2 separate regions of the Homo sapiens genome follow, and region 1 is linked to region 2. A link is an interaction called in ENCODE POLR2A ChIA-PET data of the cell type or tissue named here. Cell type or tissue: GM12878. All regions are shown on one strand. Each heading gives the region's core, and the rest is flanking DNA. Links, peaks and the distances in the headings are about the cores only. Region 1 overlaps CDC42EP5 (CDC42 effector protein 5). Region 2 holds the start of LOC137778871 (a long non-coding RNA gene).

Region 1 (5,234 bases), core at 235-5,234, 1.9 Mb after region 2:
AGGTGGGCTTTGCCTAGGGTGCATTTTATGATTTGAATTACAGTCCTTGGTATCTGTGGGTTCCGCATCAGCAGATTCAATCAACTGCTGATAAAAAATACTGGGGAAAAAATACAGTAATAAAAAATGAGTACAAGTTTCAAACAATATAACAATTATTTGCAAAGCATTTACATTGTATTATGCATTATAAGTAATCTAGAGATGATTTAAAGTGTAGGAGAGGATGTACATAGGTTATATGCAAATACTAGGGCATTTATATAAGAGACTTAAACATCTGCATATTTGGGTATCCATAGGGGTCCCAGAACCAGTCCCATCACTGCTACCAAGGGGCAACTGTACCTGATCTTTTTTTTTTTTTTTTGAGACGCTAATTTTTGTATTTTTAGTAGAGACAGGGTTTCACCATGTTGGTCAGGCTGGTCTTGAACTCCTGACCTCGTGATCTGCCCGCCTCGGCCTCCCGAAGTGCTGGGATTACAGGCATGAGCCACCACGCCTGGCCAACTGTACCTGATCTTGAGACTACAACCTAACAATATGATGTCTTATGTTTTCTAAAATAATAATATAAATTCCCTAGCCAGGCATGGTGGCTCACACCTGTAATCCCAGCACTTTTGGAGGCTGAAGCGGGTGGATCACCTGAGGTCAGGACTTTGAGACCAGCCTGACCAACATGGTGAAACTCCATCTCTACTAAAAAAAAAATACAAAATTAGCTGGTTGTGGTGGTGCATGCCTGTAATCCCAGCTACTTGAGAGGCTGAGGCAGGAGAATCGCTTGAACTTGGGAGGCAGAGGTTGTGGTGAGCTGAGATCGCGCCATTGCATTCCAGCCTGGGTGACAGAGTATGACTCTGTCTCAAAAAAAAAATAAAAAGCCCTATGTTAAAAAAAATGGGAAGAATTGCATAAATTTGAAGCTGGCAGCATCTGCATTGTAAACTAGGTGCTTTATTGCCCATAGCTGCACCAAATTCTTTTTTTTTTTTTTTTGAGACGGAGTCTTGTTCTGTTGCCCAGGCTGGGGTTCAAGCGATTCTCCTGCCTCAGCCTCCTGAGTGGCTGGAATTACAGGTGTGCGCTGCCATGCCCTGCAAATTTTTGTATTTTTAGTAGAGATGAGGTTTCACTATGTTGGCCAGGCTGGACTCAAACTCATGACTTCAGGTGATCCGCCTGCCTTGGCCTCCCAAAGTGTTGGGAATACAGGCATGAGCCACCACGCCCGGCCTAAATTCAATATGAAATAGAAACGCAGCCACAGAGTCTGCCCATATCCTGGTCATTGCATGTTTTGTGTGGAACTTCTGGGAGGGACTTTGATGACCTTGTACTTTTGTTTTAACAGTCACTGTTATCGCAATAATAAAAACCTATTTCAGTTGAAGCCCTACCCTTTGCCAGCTGTATGAACTGCAATAAATTACTTTATTTCCCTGTTTACTTTTCTATCTGTAAGATAAATAAAATAACACTACCTTCCTTTCAGGATACATAGAAAAGTCTGATCAAAGAAAACTATACTTGTAATAGTGCTAACCAATGGGTAATGCTAGCGTTGGGGGGAAAATATTTCCCTAACAATAATTGTGGAACAAAAATTAGGTTGGATAGAACACTATGAGAAAGACAAAGCCGCTGACATTGTTTTCACCGTAACAGGCACCCTGGGAAGTATTGGTGATAATATGGAGGAAAATGAAAGCCAAAGGGATTTAAAATAATTGTAGATGGCTAGATTCTGAAGACTGGCCTACACACACACACACACACACACACACACACACTCTTTACATTGATTTCCATGGGGAAACCAGTTTTGATTTACTACCTCTGCAGCATTTATCAAATTTCTCTGACCTCAACCTAGATGAATAAATATATTTTTATCGTTACCTAGCACACAATCTCCACTCTCTCCTTCCCCATAATGGAAATAAAAATTTTAAGAAACAAGATTTGTCTTGTTTTGAGACAGGGTCTCACTCTGTCACCCAGCTGGAGTGCGGTGGTGAGATCTTGGCTCACTGCAACCTCCGCCTCCCGGACTCAAGCGATCCTCCCACCTCAGACTCCTGAGTAGCTGGGACTACAGGCTCATGCTACCATGTAGTGTTATTTTTGTATTTTTTTTTTTTTTTGTAGAGATGGGGTTTCACCATGTTGCCCAGGCTGGTCTCAAACTCCTGAGCTCAAGCAATCTGCCCGCCTTGGCCTCCCAAAGTGCTGAGATTACAGGTGTGTGCCAGTAAGCCCGGCCAATACTTACTTGTCTTACAACGTGGTAGATACTCTGATTCCTTCCTTCCTTCCTTCCTTCCTTCCTTCCTTCTTTCTTTCTTTTCTTCCCTCCCTCCCTCCTTCCTTCCTTCCTTTCTTTTCTTTCTTTCTCCTTCCTTCCTTCTTTCTTTCTTTTCTTTTTTGATGGAGTCTTGCTCTGTCACCCAGGCAAGAGTGCAATGGCGCGATCTCGGCTCACTGCAACCTCCGCCTCCCAGGTTCAAGTGATTCTCCTGCCTCAGCCTCCCGAGTAGCTGGGATTATAGGTGCACACCACCATGCTTGGCTAATTTTTGTATTTTATAGTAGAGATGGGGTTTCACCATGTTGGCCAGGCTGGTCTCGAACTCCTGATCTCGTGATCTGCCCACCTCGGCCTCCCAAAGTGCTGGGATTACAGGCATGAGCCACCACACCCGGCCCCTACTCTGATATTTTCTATTGTAATCTATTTTATTTTTAAATGTTGAGCTCAGCTCATTAATGTATCTTCTGGATCCACAGTTTAAAAAAAAAATCCTCTCTAGCTGCTAACAGAGCCTATGATCTCAGCACTTGCTCTGCTGTGGGTCAGAGGTGAAAAAGTGGAATTCAGAAAGTCCATTGCACAGGTTTGAATCTGGCTGTGCTGATCGCTCTGTGGCTTTGAGCAACTTACTTGACCTTTCTGACCTCATTTCCTTATCTTGAAAATGGCATGATATTAATCTAATACTTCCCAGTCCTTTTGCAAGAATTGGTGGAGGGATATGTCCCTGCAAGTCTTGGCACAGTGCCCAGCGCACAGGGAATGTTCAATTAACATATGCTCAATGGAGTCACACCTCGGATCATTCTCCCAGTGTTCCAGAGAAGGAAATGGGTGATCCGAGACAGGACGTGACTGACCAAGATCACAAAGCCAGCTCTAGGGAACTCCAGTGTCTAGAGCTGGCTGCCTCCACTCTCTGCTGCCTCTTGACTCGTGGACAGCTCTCAGCCCCTGCCTCTGGTCAGACCCAGCTCCCAGCATGCACCTCGCATCCCCCTTCCATTGCCCTATCCGTTGCCACCACTTTTCAGCACCTGGCAACACACATAAAGTCTTGGTTTCTGACATCACACACATCTGGGCTCAAATTTTGCCATTTCCTTCTTGTGCGATCCCAAACTGGCTTCCTCAACCTAAAGCTCAGTTTACTCCTCAAAAAACAGGGGTTGGAACTCTTGTTTGTGGCTGGGCGCCGTGGCTCACACCTACAATGCCAGCTCTTTGGGAGGCTGAGACAGCAGGATCACTTGAGCCCAGGAGTTTGAGACCAGAATGCGCAACAAAGTGAGATGATCTCTCTACAAAAATAAAAATAAAAAATTAGCCAGGTGCTGTGTCATGCACCTGCAGTTCCAGCTACCTGGGAGGCTGAAAAGGGAAGATCCCTTGAGCCCAGGAGTTTGAGGCTGCAGTGAGGTATGATCGTCCCACCGCACTTCAGCCTGGGCAACAGAAAGAGACCCTGTCTCAAGAAGAAAAGAAAAGAAAAGGAGAGAGAGAGAGAAAAAGAGAGAGAAGGAAAGGAGGGAGGAGAGGGAGGGAAAAAAGGAAGGAAGGAAGGAAAGAGAAAGAAAGAGAAAGAAAAAGAAAGGAAAGGAAGGAGAAAGAAAGAAAGGAAAGAAGGAAGGAAGGAAGGAAAAAGAAAGAAAAAAAGAAGGAAAGAAAGAAAGGGAAGAAAGAAAGACTACACTGAGGGTGCCGAAATTTTATTTTCCAAGTGCTTATCCTGGGCCAGGCACCAGCCTGAGTGCCTCCCCATGAATGAACTAATTTATTTAATCTTCAGGACAACTCCATTTTACAGATGCGCGATGGCTGAGACACAGAGAAGTTAAGTCACTTGCCCTGGGTCACACAGTAGCAAATGCTGCGCGCCAGATCTGGAATCCAGACGAACTCTTAGCTCCCCATAGGAGACTACGGGCATGCCACCCCATGAGAAAAAAAATAATAATGTTCTGATTTGATATGAAGGCGAGAGATTTCCTCTGACACCCTTGATTGTCTTTTTTCCTCTCCAGTCCAGACCAGAACAACGAGTTGGAAGTCGTTTTCGAATGCCACCTCTGCGCCCTAGCTCTGAGACCCTGGGTAAGTCGCTTCACTTCTGCCAGCCTGGGTGTCCTCTTAAATAGAAGCCTCTGACCTCCCTCTGGTTGAATTGTGTTTAAAGCAATGAGGTCATGCTCGGAAAAAGTCCCTCACGCTGCCAGGGCTCGGGACAGAGGGGCTGTTGTTTGTGACCAACGTGGAACAGGCAGAAAGCGGGGCGCGACCGTGGAGCCCGGGGAGGCCCGGGCCGCGCGTTCTCCCCCCGCCTCCGCCCACCCCTCTCTTTCCTGCTGGGGCAGGGCCACGGCTCCAGCTGCAGGGTGGCGGGCACAGCTGGTTCACCTCTGTCCTCTCTCAGTCCCGGCCCCGCCAGGACGGAAATAACAACCCACTCTAGATCCGGCCCAACTGGTTCTCAGACCCGTGGGAGCTGCGGTGCAGCCGGGTCGGGGGACCCCAGATGGGGAGACCCCCGGCCCGGCGAGGGCTTCACTGCGCGCTTCCTGCAGCCACGTGGCTGCGGCCGGGAATTCAGCGGCCCTTTTCCCTCCCGACCGGGACCCAGGACCCCTGTCCCCACCGCGCCTTACCTCGCGGTCCTCCCAGAGCGGGGCGGGCGCGCGCTCACGACTCCAGCTCTAGCCCGGACCCCTGGTTCCCTGGCTCCGAGTCCGCCTCCGTCTCCTAATCCCCGGCCCGCGCCTTCCTTCTTCCTCCGGGCGGGTTCTCACCTGGTAAGGAAAGTGTCATGTGGAACCCGGAGGGAGATTCAGGAGCCAGGCATCCGGGTCCGTAGAGCCACCTCCTCCTTCGCCCTCAGGTCCTAGGCGTCCTAGATCTTCGCTTTCTTAATCCCACC
Region 2 (5,481 bases), core at 293-5,292:
CCTCTTGCCCTGCAGGACTAGATTCTCCGGGTACTAATTGGTGGATAGTTTCTGATGTGCCGTGATATTACCCCTAATATCACAGGGATGCCTCCTGTCCATTTTAGAGACTTGCTCTGTCGCCCAGGCTGGAGGGCAGTGGCGCGATCTCGGCTCATTGCAAGCTCCGCCTCCCGGGTTCATGCCATTCTCCTGCCTCAGCCTCCCGAGTAGCTGGGACTACAGGCGCCCGCCACCATGCCTGGCTAATTTTTTGTATTTTCAGTAGAGACGGGGTTTCACTGTGTTAGCCAGGATGGTCTCGATCTCCTGACCTCGTGATCCGCCCGCCTCGGCCTCCCAAAGTGCTGGGATTACAGGCGCGAGCCACCGCGCCCGGCCCCTAAGTTAATATTTCAAACAATCGAAGGTAAAACAACATATTGTGTTGGGCCACCTGTACTGAACGCTGAATCGTTTTTCCTCTTAAGTTGAAAATGGTTTTAATGCAAAGCGCCTTTTTTGAGCAGGTAGAGTCACGCATCCGGCAGGCGGGGCGAGCTCCCCTCTGTCTGGGGCAGGGTGGGGGAGAGGGGCAGGGACCTCGGTAAAGGGGTGGAGTGGCGCGCTGGTTGCCGCGGGCACTGGCAATTAGAAGGGATTATTAAACTAAGCAAGGTCCTGGGTTGTTTGAGTGGATAATGGAAACTGAAAGGTGACGTGCAAAACTGCCTATTACTCCCAGGAGTGGAGGATAATTTCATATTTCATGGAAATAAACTCAGGGCCCGGAGCGGTGGCTCACACCTGTAATCCCAGCACTTTGAGAGGCCAAGGAGGGAGGATCGCTTAAGCCCAGGAATTCGAAATCAGCCTAGGCAACATAGTAAGACCTCATCTCTACTAAAAATAAAAAAAAACAGCCAGGTGTGTTAGTCCACACCTGTGGTCCCAGCTGCTTGGGGTGCTGAGGTGGGAGGATCACTTGAGCCAGAAAGTTGGAGGCTGCAGTGAGCTCTGATCTTGCCACCACACTCCAGCCTGGGTGAAAAAGCTAGACCCTGTCTCAAACAAGCAAATAAATGAGAGGTATAAGTCCTCCTTTAAAAGTAAAGGAAGAGATTTTTCTTTCCTTTTGTCTCTTAGAACATTCAATTAGAAAATTTGTAAATTCATTTTCTCTGTCTTCTGAGGTTTTTTTTTTTAGACAGAGTTTTTCTCTTGTTACCCAGGCTTGAGTGCAAGCCACGATCTCGCCTCACCACAACCTCCGTCTCCCGAGTTCAAGCGATTCTCCTGCCTCAGCTTCCCGAGTAGCTGGGATTACAGGTATGAACCACTATGCCCGGCTAACTTTGTTTTTTTTTTTTAGAAATTAAACCTTTTTTCAGCTTAATGACCCAGGGGTGTATTTTTGAAGGACTTGGGAGCTCTCTTTGAAAGGCAAACAACAAGGGAAACAGTACCTTTATCTCAGTAGGAAATTAAATAATTCAAACATCAAATAACTTCAATTTAAGGCTATGGACTTTGAGATAATTCTGAGCCTTGAGAGGAATGTGGTCAGGCAACCTGAGTCCAGTGGAATGCAGGTGCAACTTCTAAGAGTTTTCCTGTAAGTAATTAAGAAGACTAAGTAGCCCCAGAGATAAGACCTCCTCGGATCATTGTCCCTTCTTATGTAGTGATAAAGTAACCTTCCTTGAAGTGTATCTATCCGTAATCAATCAAGTTGCTGCAGCCTATGCACTGGCCCAGAATAAAAAACGTGGTGATTCTGCTAAAGCTTCTCTGTCTTTCCCTGTGTGTGAAATCTTAACGTCTCTACTTGGGAACGCTGATCCCATTCATTTAGAGTTGATGTTTCCACGTGGCTATTTCCAAGCTTTGCCTTCAAATAAATTCTGTACTTAATCATATATTCTAAATTTTATTATTTACTGCTGACATCAGTTTCTGTCGGATTGTAGGAGCCTCACCAGAGAGGGCCCCTGTCGCCATGTTGTAAAACTCACACTTGCCAAAAGTTGTGGGTTAGGGTTTCTCCCCCTCCCTCAGGATGACGCTAGTTAGCTGACACAGATGGTCACCTCCATTACCAAGTAGAGTCAGGATGAACTATGTGTGACTGTTCAACTATGTGTCCTCTTCCCTGAGGACTGATTAGTGTTTATCTTGAAAACATGTCCTTAATGGGTTGTATAGAACACTGAAGCATCTGATTTCAAACTCTTAGCTCTTTTCCTCTATTTCCCATCACATTCTGGTCTAAGGCTTATTTATTAATAAAATGATTTTTATTTCTTTATTATCGTGGAGATGATTTTTCATTTGGGGGAAGATCATTTTGTTTTCAAATATATTGTCTCAACATTTAAATAGTGAAGTAAAGAGTATTTCTTGTGCCAGGCATGGTGGCTCACGCCTGTAATCACAGCACTCTGGGAGGCCAAGGCAGGCAGATCACTTCAAGTCAGGAGTTTGAGACCAGCCTGGCCAACATGGTGAAACCCCATCTCTACCAATTATACAAAAATTAGCCGGACATGGTGGCGCGCTTGTAATGCCAGCTATTCCGGAGGGTGAGGCAGGAGAATCACTTCAACACAGGGTGTACAGGCTGCACTGAGCCGAGACCTTGCCACTGCACTCCAGCCTGGACGACAGAGAAATACTCTGTCTTAAAAAAAAAAAAAGGAAATTAAGAAAGTAATAGATCTCCTCCACAAATGTGCTGGGACAACTAACTTGATATTCACATGGAAAAGAATAATGTTGGATCCCTACATCACACAATCAAAATTTTATTTTAAAAAGTTAGAGAACGAGGAAGGGAGCCCTGCGGGAGGGGGTGTTACTTTGTCGCCCAGGCTGGTCTGGAACCCCAGGCTCAGCAACCCTCCCGCTGCTGCTTCCTGAGTAGCTGGGACCTCAGGCTCCCTCCCCAGTGCCCGCATCTCTGCTGTGTTTAAGCAGCAGGTGGTGACTTCGCTCCTCCCTGGCCTGAGCACTCCGTCCCGCATCCCAGGCGGTGGCCCTAGGGAAGTCTCTGAAGCTGAGCACAGGGTGGACTCTGCCCCCACCGCCGACCCGCCCTCCCCGACCCCGAGTGAATGGAGAATAGAAAGGGAGAGGATTTCTGTTCTGTCCTGTGGGCCCTCAGTATGAAATCGTAGTTCTGCCCAGGCAGGACTTTGCATTTCACATTCTAGTTTGCATCCCCGTTCCAGACAATTCCAGGGCTTTTGACTCATGCCTCAGCCTTCCCGGCCAGTCTCCCTTCCAAAACCCGAAAAACGGAGGCGCTGGGCTCAAGACTGACTCTGTCCCGCCCCGGCCCCGCCCTCTGCCGGTTCTAAAGGGCAAAGTCTCTCCGCCTCGCGCCCCGCTTCCGCCTGCCCAGGCCCCGCCCACCTCCTCCTGGACCCCGCCCAGGCCTGGCTTCTGTCCTGCGCGAGCAGATCAGCGCGAACCTGGAAGCGGAGAGCGTGGAGTGAAGGTCCCACGGCAGCGCGTGAGTTTCTCTCTGTTTTATATTAAGTCTGTGCGTCCCAGGTCCCCGGCGCGTCTGTACCTGGGACGTGGGGTCCCCACAGACCTGGAAATTCTCGCCCGTCTTCACCCAGAGCAAATTGAGACTTCCCTTTGAGAGTCCGGGGTTCACTTCCTTTTGGGTTTAAAATCGCCTTGAAGCTGGTGCGGTCTCTGGTCTTGCTGCTATAGGGCAATGTATACACTTTGTATTGGGTAGTTTTCCTGCTCAAAACCTTTTTCTAACTCCTCCCGCCCCGCGCTTTTTAAAGTCCTTACAGGTGAGGTGGATTCCCGCCCTGGGCGCCTCCCACCCTCGCCTTCGACGGCCCCTCGAGTGCAGCGCCGTGCCCCCAGTCCCGCGGAGGCTGCGTCCTCTGCCTGGTCCTGAGATCCTTCAGACCCCACCATTGTCTTAAGGCGCCGTCGTCCCCCACCTCCCTTCTCGTGCCGGGCCCTGCTGCTCCCCAGGTCTCCTCTCCGCCGTCACCGCTTCCCCTGAGCCCGCGTTGGGAAGGTGTCCGGGGCCTGTCCTGTGACACGGGGTGTCCTTGCCTGCCCAGCTCCAGCCCCTGGAAAATGAGCTCCCCCGGGATGCAGACGTCTTACTCCAAACCCTCCTGTAATTGTATGGGCCAAAGGAATCAGGTGAGAGAGAGCAGTAGAAAACCTGAGATAAGAAAAGAGCAGGAGGAGAAAAGCAACTGGAGAAATGTAGAGAAAAGCTAGATGTACAGAGAGATGAAGGACAGCAAGGAAGAGAGGGGGCAGCAAAGAGGAAGGCTCATCAGAGTGAGGGAGAGGAGGAGGGGTTTGGAGCCAGGGCAGACAGAGCAGAGTGGTGCTGGTGGCAAGGACAGAGGGAGAAGCACAGCAGGGAGGACTACTGTGGGTCTAGAGTGCCATAAAGTGTGGACAGGGATGTATAACAGGGAAGAGAGAATGTAACAGGGAGAGCAGAGGAGGCGCAGAGATGGGAGAAGAGGCGGAATCTATGGAGGTTGAGGACAATCCAAAGATTGTGGGAGAAGGAGCAATAAGAGGTTAAATAAGTAGCGAGGATGGAGCAGAAAAGGTGGAAGAGAAGTAATAGAGGGAAGAAGGGGATAAACAGCAGAAGAGGAGAGGGGCAAAAATGAGGCACGGAAGCCCAGGGAAAAAGACAAGAAAACAAGAGCTAGAGAGAGAAGGGGAGAATGAGAGATATGTACAGATTTAGCGAGGGAAGCACAGTAATGAAGACAGAGGGGCTGGGCGCAGTAGCTCACGTCTCTAATCCCAGCACTATAGGAGACTGAGACAAGGGGATTGCTTGAGTACAGGAGTTCGAGCAACATAATGAGACCTCCCCATCTCTGACCAAAAAAAAAAAAAAAAAAAAAAATTAACCGGGCGTGATGGTGCACAGCTGTAATCCTAGCTACTCTGGAGGCTGACGTAGGAGGATAACTTGAGCCCAGGAGGCCCAGGCTGCAGTGAGCCGAGATCATGCCACTGCACTCCAGCCTGGTCAACAGAGTGAGACACTGTCTCAAAAGAAAAAAAGGAGCGGGGGACTTTGGGTAAAGATGAGTAGGTTAGTTCACTGGATATCATTAGTCGTTGACTTCTTTGTATATAATCTGATAACTTAAAACTTGTTTAAATTATACAGATGAGGTTGAGAATTTTTAAACTCCTGTCTATGAGACATGTACCTGTAAATCTTAGCATCAGAGGTTAGCTTCCACCTGAAATCCCTATTCAGCCAAACAGCAGTGACTTATTCAGTTGTGAGTCACTCTCTTGCCTTTTCCCAGAGTTGGGTAGGAAGTGGAGCAGTGAAGTGGGAAAAAAAAAATTGGTGTTATTACATAATACTTTTAATTTAATTAATTAATATTTGGGATGGGCTCTGGCTCTGTAGCCCAGGCTCACGACTGTAATCCCAGCACTTTGGGTGAGGCTAGTGGATCACTTCAGGTCAGGAGT

What was found. Peaks named below come from ENCODE experiments on the same cell type or tissue, not always from the same donor. Only the 100,000 strongest peaks of a DNase experiment are listed, where the experiment ranks them.
Region 1: POLR2A ChIA-PET joins it to region 2 with 8 read pairs; 1 of 35 experiments calls an interaction of 5 or more read pairs at or near these places.

The regions. Positions count from the first base shown.
Region 1 is chr19:54,466,580-54,471,813 of GRCh38, forward strand. CDC42EP5 (CDC42 effector protein 5) reads right to left here. Exons shown (of 3, transcript NM_145057.4): 2 at 4,966-5,106. Among named protein-coding and RNA genes, the nearest start is that of CDC42EP5, 4.1 kb to the right of the region's middle. In GM12878, for the core only: no CTCF peak of the experiment used is centred there; no DNase peak of the experiment used is centred there; H3K4me3 peaks cover 470 bases.
Region 2 is chr19:52,597,863-52,603,343 of GRCh38, forward strand. LOC137778871 (a long non-coding RNA gene) reads left to right here and starts at 3,439. Exons shown (of 3, transcript NR_197425.1): 1 at 3,439-3,493. It also overlaps a transcript of ZNF701 not described here and the pseudogene ZNF137P. RefSeq lists a silencer at 3,299-3,358 and enhancers at 3,479-3,538, 3,491-3,997, 3,609-3,658, 4,319-4,398. In GM12878, for the core only: CTCF peaks have their summits at 3,320 (motif pointing left) and 4,284; a DNase peak (open chromatin) is centred at 3,399; H3K4me3 peaks cover 1,751 bases; H3K27ac peaks cover 543 bases.